2 separate regions of the Homo sapiens genome follow, and region 1 is linked to region 2. A link is a contact called in ENCODE Hi-C or POLR2A ChIA-PET data. All regions are on one chromosome and are shown on one strand. Each heading gives the region's core, a stretch centred on a gene start or an enhancer-like site at or near the end of the contact. The rest is flanking DNA. Distances are from core to core; before and after follow the strand shown.

What was found. A loop is a pair of places that touch in the nucleus more often than their neighbours do. ChIA-PET counts read pairs that join two places held with the same protein, here RNA polymerase II (POLR2A). Pooled maps may share reads with other maps.
Region 1: a loop to region 2 is called in a pooled map, with 2.9 times the contacts of the local background. The contact joins two enhancer-like sites. A Hi-C loop is called at or near these places in 5 of 168 maps with a recorded cell type or tissue (Caco-2, GM23248, colonic mucosa and 2 more) and 7 of 50 pooled maps. POLR2A ChIA-PET finds 5 or more read pairs at or near these places in 6 of 52 experiments (A673, activated CD4-positive, alpha-beta memory T cell, activated T-cell and 3 more).

What each region holds. Positions count from the first base shown.
Region 1 is chr11:86,217,238-86,220,854 of GRCh38, forward strand. No RefSeq gene overlaps it. Among named protein-coding and RNA genes, the nearest start is that of LINC02695, 26 kb to the left of the region's middle. Within about 2 kb of position 1,399, at least 4 of the 41 ENCODE cell types and tissues checked have a DNase peak (open chromatin) inside an H3K27ac peak, as active enhancers do.
Region 2 is chr11:86,019,417-86,023,201 of GRCh38, forward strand. It overlaps PICALM (phosphatidylinositol binding clathrin assembly protein), which reads right to left. Exons shown (of 20, transcript NM_007166.4): 4 at 2,951-3,053. Among named protein-coding and RNA genes, the nearest start is that of PICALM, 48 kb to the right of the region's middle. Within about 2 kb of position 2,180, at least 2 of the 41 ENCODE cell types and tissues checked have a DNase peak (open chromatin) inside an H3K27ac peak, as active enhancers do.

The sequences.
Region 1 (3,617 bases), core at 149-2,648, 200 kb after region 2:
GGAAGGATCACTTGAGCCTGGGAGGTCGAGGCTGCAGTGAGCCATGATCGTAGCTACTGTACTCCAGCCTGTGTGACAGAGCAAGACCCTGCCTTTAAATAATAAATAAATAGAATAAAATAGGAGATATTAGAAATTAGAAGTATGTAAATGATAGGATAAGAAGTTATTGTGTTAGAACCCATAGGCCTTCATATTAAATTATTTTAATATCAGATGGCATGCTAGAATAATAATGTGACTCCTATAACTGGAACCATAGAATAGAATTTTTTAAATGCTCTCTGAATGTATAAAGAAAAAATAAGATTTAATTGTGACATTCTGACACCCACATGCTAGGGTAAGTTCAACACCTGTGCAGGCTGCCTTCCCTCCCAGACAGTTGTGTCTGAACACCACCGTGGACTAAAACTAACAAAACTAACAATTTATGATATTGGCACCCTTCTTCCCTATGTCATTCACAGGTCTGCTTCATTCCTACGGATTAAACACCTCTCCAGGATCCTAGATTCAAGCCATTGCTTCTCGCATTTCCACCTTCTCACTCCTAAATTAAATGAGGGCTGGCTCTGTCCAAGAACACAATCTTTACTTTGTAGAGAAGGTATCTACCTCACAATTGGCTTTGCATTTCTCCAAATTCCAGACTTCTGCTGGCAGGATGTTCTAGTCCCAAAAGTGACTCCTGGCGAGGCCAGATTCTGTTCCCACCATAAGGGATGGAGCCTCACAAATATGCAGCTATGTGCCTTTGTAGTCTCAGCCTCTCAAGAGTACATTTTCTTTAGAAATAGTTATCCATCTCTGCCTGTTGGTAATCACTAATTAAAGGTTTGGGTAAGATTTCCTCGCAGCAAGAATCCTGCTATGAATTTCCTTCCTCCTAAATCTTAGTCCCTTGCGAGACCACACCAGATGCCAATCTTGTACAATTAGGAGGTGGATTCAGAATCTGCCAGGATTCTGAATCCTGCATGTGACTGCACAAGCTTCTCATCCAACACATACACAGAGGACGCTGGACAAACGCCTATGCTTTGCTGCCAGTTCATGCTGGGCTCCAAACCCTATCAGATCTCTTGCCTCAGCAGCTGGACTGAACAAAGTGGACTCCCTGAGGTTACTTTTGCCCTCCTGACTTGAGAACGTCCCAGACACCAATCCCAAGGCAGTGAAGAGATGAAAAGATGAAAGCATTACAAGAGTTAACAAAAGCCGAGTCGCCAGAGGTCACTGACGGGGAAAGTCTCTCAGCCCACTTCTGTTTATAACCACTTTATTCCTTCAACAGAATCCCCTGCAGAATCATTTCTCTAAAACCTCCATCTATATCTGAAATCCCCATTTTGTCCTGGAGTCTCTTCAGAGATCTTTTTTCTTTGGAAGGAAGGACGGAAGCCTTGAGCACCCCCTGGAGGTAGGCGTGTGCTAGTAAGCGTCTCCTTGGACTGTGGTTCTTTTTGTACCAGTTGGTAGTAGCTTTCGTACCAGTTCGTTGATACTTTTGTCACCTGGATTGCTGACTTTCGCTGGTTTCCAGTGCTGCCTCTAGGTGACCTATCTACAACTTCTATGACAGCTGACTGTCATAGGGGCTTCCACCTTCTTTGTATTCTAGCCTTGATAAGGGGAAGGATCCCTTGCCCTGCTGCAGAAATAAAACAGCCTGTTTCTCAGCCTTGTCCTCCATTTTCTCCTGTAAGACAGTTTGTTACTCATACAATTCTACTTGACATCTCTCCAACTTGCGTTGCTCCCTTCTTCTGTATCCTTATTACTGCTCTTCAATTTGTGTAAAATTATTGTCCTACCTTCAGCCCTTATCCTTATGAAAACCTTTTCCATTCTTTAAAAGCCCAGTTCACTGGCCACTTTCCCCACACCTACCTCTGAAATCCTGTAAAACTTATTTACAAAGTTCTTATCATACACTGCCTTGTATTTTAGTTATATCTGTATATATTATCTTACTGTATCCAACCAATTACCCAGCACGGTGTCTAAGATGCAGTATTCAGTTAATAATCATTAGATAAAAGTTGAATTAAGTTGTTGAGGGCTGTTTTCAAACACCCAATTTTCTAAGAATAGAGAAAACATTACTGTTAAAGATGAAAAAATACAAAGAAAGGAAGAAATAGAAGAAAGAGATGGGGCAGACAGAGATACAGGAAAGAATGGTGACTATGTAACTATAAGTCATGACGAATTCTCTCCTGAGAATACCAGTATGTTATAGAAAGAACACTGACTAAGTGTCAGAAAACTCAGCTCAAGTCCCATTTGGTTTTTAATGAACTGAATGATCACTAACCTACTCTCTGGGCCTCAGCGTTTTCTCTAAAGAACCAAAGCAGTGGGTTATATGACCTCTGAAGTTTATTACCATGTTGACATTGTATGACCATCTCTCTATTCAAGCATAGTGGTAGGATGGCGCTCAGATTGCACCTGTCACAGAGACTGGCATACTATGTGTGCTAATAAGTGCCAGTTCCTCTTTTCTTCGCACATAATGGAAATATTCTGCAACATTCTCAATTTTAATAAGGAGAAAAGTTCATCTTTATCCATTGAGGATAACATGGTAAAAGAGAATTGTACTACGTATTTAATTTAATTTTATGGAAGAATTTTTCAGTGGTTAAGTCTATTTTTAATTCCAGGTCTTGCCATATGCTGTTTCAAGGGGAAGCTTCTATTCTACAACAAACTACTTTTTGAGTCAAATGAAGAACTGAAAAATAGTTAGGCTTAAACAAATTCTTAGTCAACCACATCATGGTCTGGAAAGACACAAAAATCATTTGGCAAAGATTGCTCTAAATACAGTGAGAAAGGAGAAAGGCAGCAGGTGATGCCAATCAAAAAGGAGAATGCACTTTGGGAGGCTGAGGCGGGTGGATCACAAGGTCAGGAGATCGAGACCATCCTGGCTAACACAGTGAAACCCTCTCTCTACTAAAAATACAAAAAATTAGCCAGGCGTAATGGCGGGCGCCTGTAGTCCCAGCTACTCCGGAGGCTGAGGCAGGAGAATGGTGTGAACCCGGGAGGCAGAGGTTGCAGTGAGCTGAGATGGCGCCACTGAACTCCAGCCTGGGCGACAGAGCTGGACTCCGTCTCAAAAAAAAAAAAAAAAAAAAGGAGAATGACTTTAAATAAGATATTAGGAGATTCTGGAGAATTAAACTAAAGTTTTTGGAACCTATGACAATTGCAGATGTTCAGATTAATATGTGTAGGAACAACTTTTGTATCCGTGATTTTAAAGGAATAAGGAGTTCTATTTGTGGGACTTTTCACATTTACTAAACTTTAGTTCTTTATTTTTCTAAAAACTGATTTAATTTCACTATTTTATCAGGATGTTTTCCTGACTTACTTAAAAGAAGTCTAAACTACCTGCCATTCCTGCAAAAACATGGTGTTCTTTCACTCGTCTGTGTTTTTGTGGGTGCTGTTTCCTTCTCCTGGAAGTCCTCCCTCCTATTCTACCCTCCAAAACCTATTTTAAATCTCTGTGAAGACATGCTGTACTCCAGTCAGCAAAGTAAGTTGCTCCACTGTGGTCCACCAGTCTTGGCTCATAGCTCTCTTATTTTCATAAT
Region 2 (3,785 bases), core at 930-3,429:
ATTTTCCTCCAATTAAAAAAGACTGCTCTATTAAATAAAAAAATTCACCAACTATTCTCAAGACTGGCCCTTCAAATTAGAACAAAAGTTACCATTTTAAAAATCTATTATTCTGAAATCTGTAAATACACTGAAGATCAACTTCACTGAAGACACTTTACAGTGAAATATTATTGGACAGGATACAGAGGTTAAAAATCAGACTTCTAAAAAAGTTCTCCACCATAATCTTCTACAAAGTGCTTAAATATATGAAACAAAATCTGTAGAATTTACTTTAGGTATATTCCAAAATAATCACCTCCTGATGGATTTGGAATGGCAGCATAGAACATTTAAATTCAGCTTTAAATTTTCTTGCATAACTAAGAGGTTACCTCTATATTTTAATTAAATTTTTCACTTCAGTCCATTAATTTAAAATTTCAATAGAACAATCTAAAGGAACACATCAATTGCTTAGACCTTTGGGATCACTGAGCAGCAGAGTGGCTCAGGAAGGCATTCACCAGACTATTTCTGTACATGCCAGATTCCCTTCAAGACAGGTCTTCATAGCTACAAGGGTCATCGCTGCTGCTAAGAATGTCTTCAGTGGCTTTCTCCTGAGGCCTCATCCTATATCCTAGGAAAAAAATCTGCATATCAGGTGTTATCACTTATAGAAGCACTGACTATATCATTCATGTGACTGGATCATGTACTAAGATGATTGTTATTTAGGGTGCAGCAAAAATTAAATGCATCTTCTGCATTTAAGATTAAAAGAAAGCTTAAATACAAAACAGCACTGAAAGAAATGAAAAAAGATCCAAATAAACAGAAACACATCTCTTGTTCATAGACTAGAAATTTAATCATTAAGAAGGTAATACTCCCCAAACTGATCTATAGATTCAATGCAATCCCCCACAAAATCCCAGCTATCTTTTCTGCAGAAATCAAAAAGCTGATCCTGAAATTCACATGGGAATGCAAGGGGCCCAGAACAGCTAAAACAATCTTGGGAAAAAAAAAAAAAAAAAAAGAATAGAATTGGAAGACTCACACGTTCTAATTTTAAAACACACTGCAAAGCAACAGTAATCAAGACAATGTGGTACTGGCATGAAGATATACATACAGATCAACAGAACAGAACTGCAAGTCCAGAAATAAACCTTTACATTTATGGTCAACTCATCTTCAACAAGGTACTAAGACTATCCAATGGGGAAAGAAGAGTAATTTCACAAAATGTTGCTGGGATAACTCAATATCCACATACAAAAGAATAAATTTGGACTCACCTCTCACACCATATACAAAAGTTAATTCCAAATAGATAAGAACCTAACTATATGGGCAAAAAATACAAGATTCTTAGAATAAAAAGTAGGAGTAAATCTTTGTGACCCTGGATTAAACAATGATTTCTTAGACATGATTACAAAAGTACAAGCAACCAAAGGAAAAAAAAGATACACTTAATTAATTAAAAATGTTTGTTCTTCAAAAAACACCAACAAGAAACTGAAAAGACAAGCCATGGGAGAAAAATATTTGCAAATTATTTATGCGATAAGAAACTGGTGCCCAGAACATATTTTTTAAAATTCTTGCAACTTAACAATAAAAAGGGCAAGTAACCCAATTTAAAAATGAGCAAAAGGCCAGGTCAGTAGCTCAAGCCTATAATCTCAACACTGTGGGAGGCCAAAATGGGAAGACTGCTTGAGCCCAGGAGTTCAAGACCAGCCTTGGCAACATAGTGAGAACTCATTTGTATGAAAATTTTTTTAAAAATTAACTGAGCATAGTGTTGCATGCCTGTGTTCCCAGCTACTCAGCAGGCTGAGGGGGAAAAATTGCTTGAGCACAGGAGGTCGACACTGCAGTGAGCTGGGATGGTGCCACTGTCTCAAAAAGTGAAAATAAAAAATAAAAACAGGGCAAAGGGTTTGAAGAGGCATTTTTTCAAAAGACGATATGCAAATGGTCAACAGCTCAAAAAAAATGCTCAATATCATTAGCCATCAGGGAAATGCAAACTAAAAATCACAAGACACCAGTTCACACCCACTAGGATGGCTACCATTTAAGAAAAAAAAAAAAAGGCAAAAAAAAACCCAGAAAATAACAAGTATGGCAAGAATAGGGAGAAACTGAAAGTGCCATACATTGCTGGTGGGAACGTAAAGTGATTCAACTGCTTTGAAAAATGATTTGGCAGTTCCTCAAAATGACAAACATAAGAGTTACCATATGACACAGCAATTCCACTTCTAGGTATACACCGAAGAGAATTAAAAAGATAATCCACATAAAATCTAATGTTCACAGCACCATTATTCCTAATAGGCAAAAGTAGAAACTATTCAAGTGGCCATCACCTTATGAACAGATAAACAAAATGCAGTATATGTCCATAAAGTAAAATATGATTTGGCTAGAAAAAGGAATAAAATACTGATATATGAAATAACATGGATGCTATAACTTGGACATATCATGCTACACAAAGGTCACATATTGTATAATTTCATTTATATGAAATGTTCAGAATAGACAAGCCCAGAGACACAGAAAGTAGATTCATGGTTGCCAGGATCTAGGGGAAGAGGGAATAGGAAATGAATGCTAATAGGTATAGAGTTTCTTTGTGGAGGTGATAAAAATGTTCTGAAATTAGTGGTGATGTTGGACAACTTTGTAAATACACTAAAAACCAATGAATTACACACTTTAAAATGATAAATTTTGTTATGTGAATGATATCTCAATAAAGGTGCTATAAAAAGAACTTAAAAACAAATCCTACCACAAAAAGTACTTGATATACCTCATCAAAGAAAAATGAGGCTCATCTTTTAAAACTGGCTAAAATTTCATAATTCATAATCTAGTAACTCCTATGTTTTACATTTTTAAAAATTCAAATCAATTAGATGTCAAAAAAAGCTTAACTCACCCTCTCTTCACTTTTGTGAAATCAAATGCAACTTGTCTGTATGAAACTGCTTTCTCATTTAAATATCTACTATACCGCCTAATAAATGTAGACATGTCATATCCTGTAAAAAAACAAAAACAAAAACAAAACAAAGAGAGAGACAAGTTTTTATAAATGACTAAAAATCCCAATATGCCTAGAAAAACAACTCATTGCATCCAATGGCTATAAAATGTCTTGATATCCCAATTCAATTTAGTATGTAAATTAAGTAACTAATTAATAACATTACCATTAAATTCTCTTAAGGCTTCATATTTAAATCAGATAAGTCCTATGTAGTTTTAAAAAAAAAACCTCTTCCCTTAGAACTTCACTATTCTCTCAATATTCCTATTCTTTATTCATCAGGAATTAGAAAAACGTTCTTTTACACAACTTGATAATCTCACAACTCAAATTTAACATCCTATGGAACCACAATCCCATTCCTCAAATCAAGCAACTTTATATAATTTTTATACTCCTAAAATCTTTAGCTGTATTTAGAACCATAACTTGTATGTGCCAACCTTATAAAAAGTATAAAAAATTACTGTGTAATATAAGAAATGGCAACATGCAAGTTCAGGGTGTAACAAAAACAATTATATGAATGTTTTCAATGAAACTTTCTAAATGAATACATAAATCATTCTAAGATTTTGTTTCATCATGACCTTGACTTGAAAACTTTAGCAACATAAAATCTAATCAATATTATTTTCTAAAAACACCAAAAACTTTGTGTTTTAGTTATTACCTGGCTCAAGGAAGTCTATAAATTTTTGCTCCTCATTGAAAAGTGAACCCA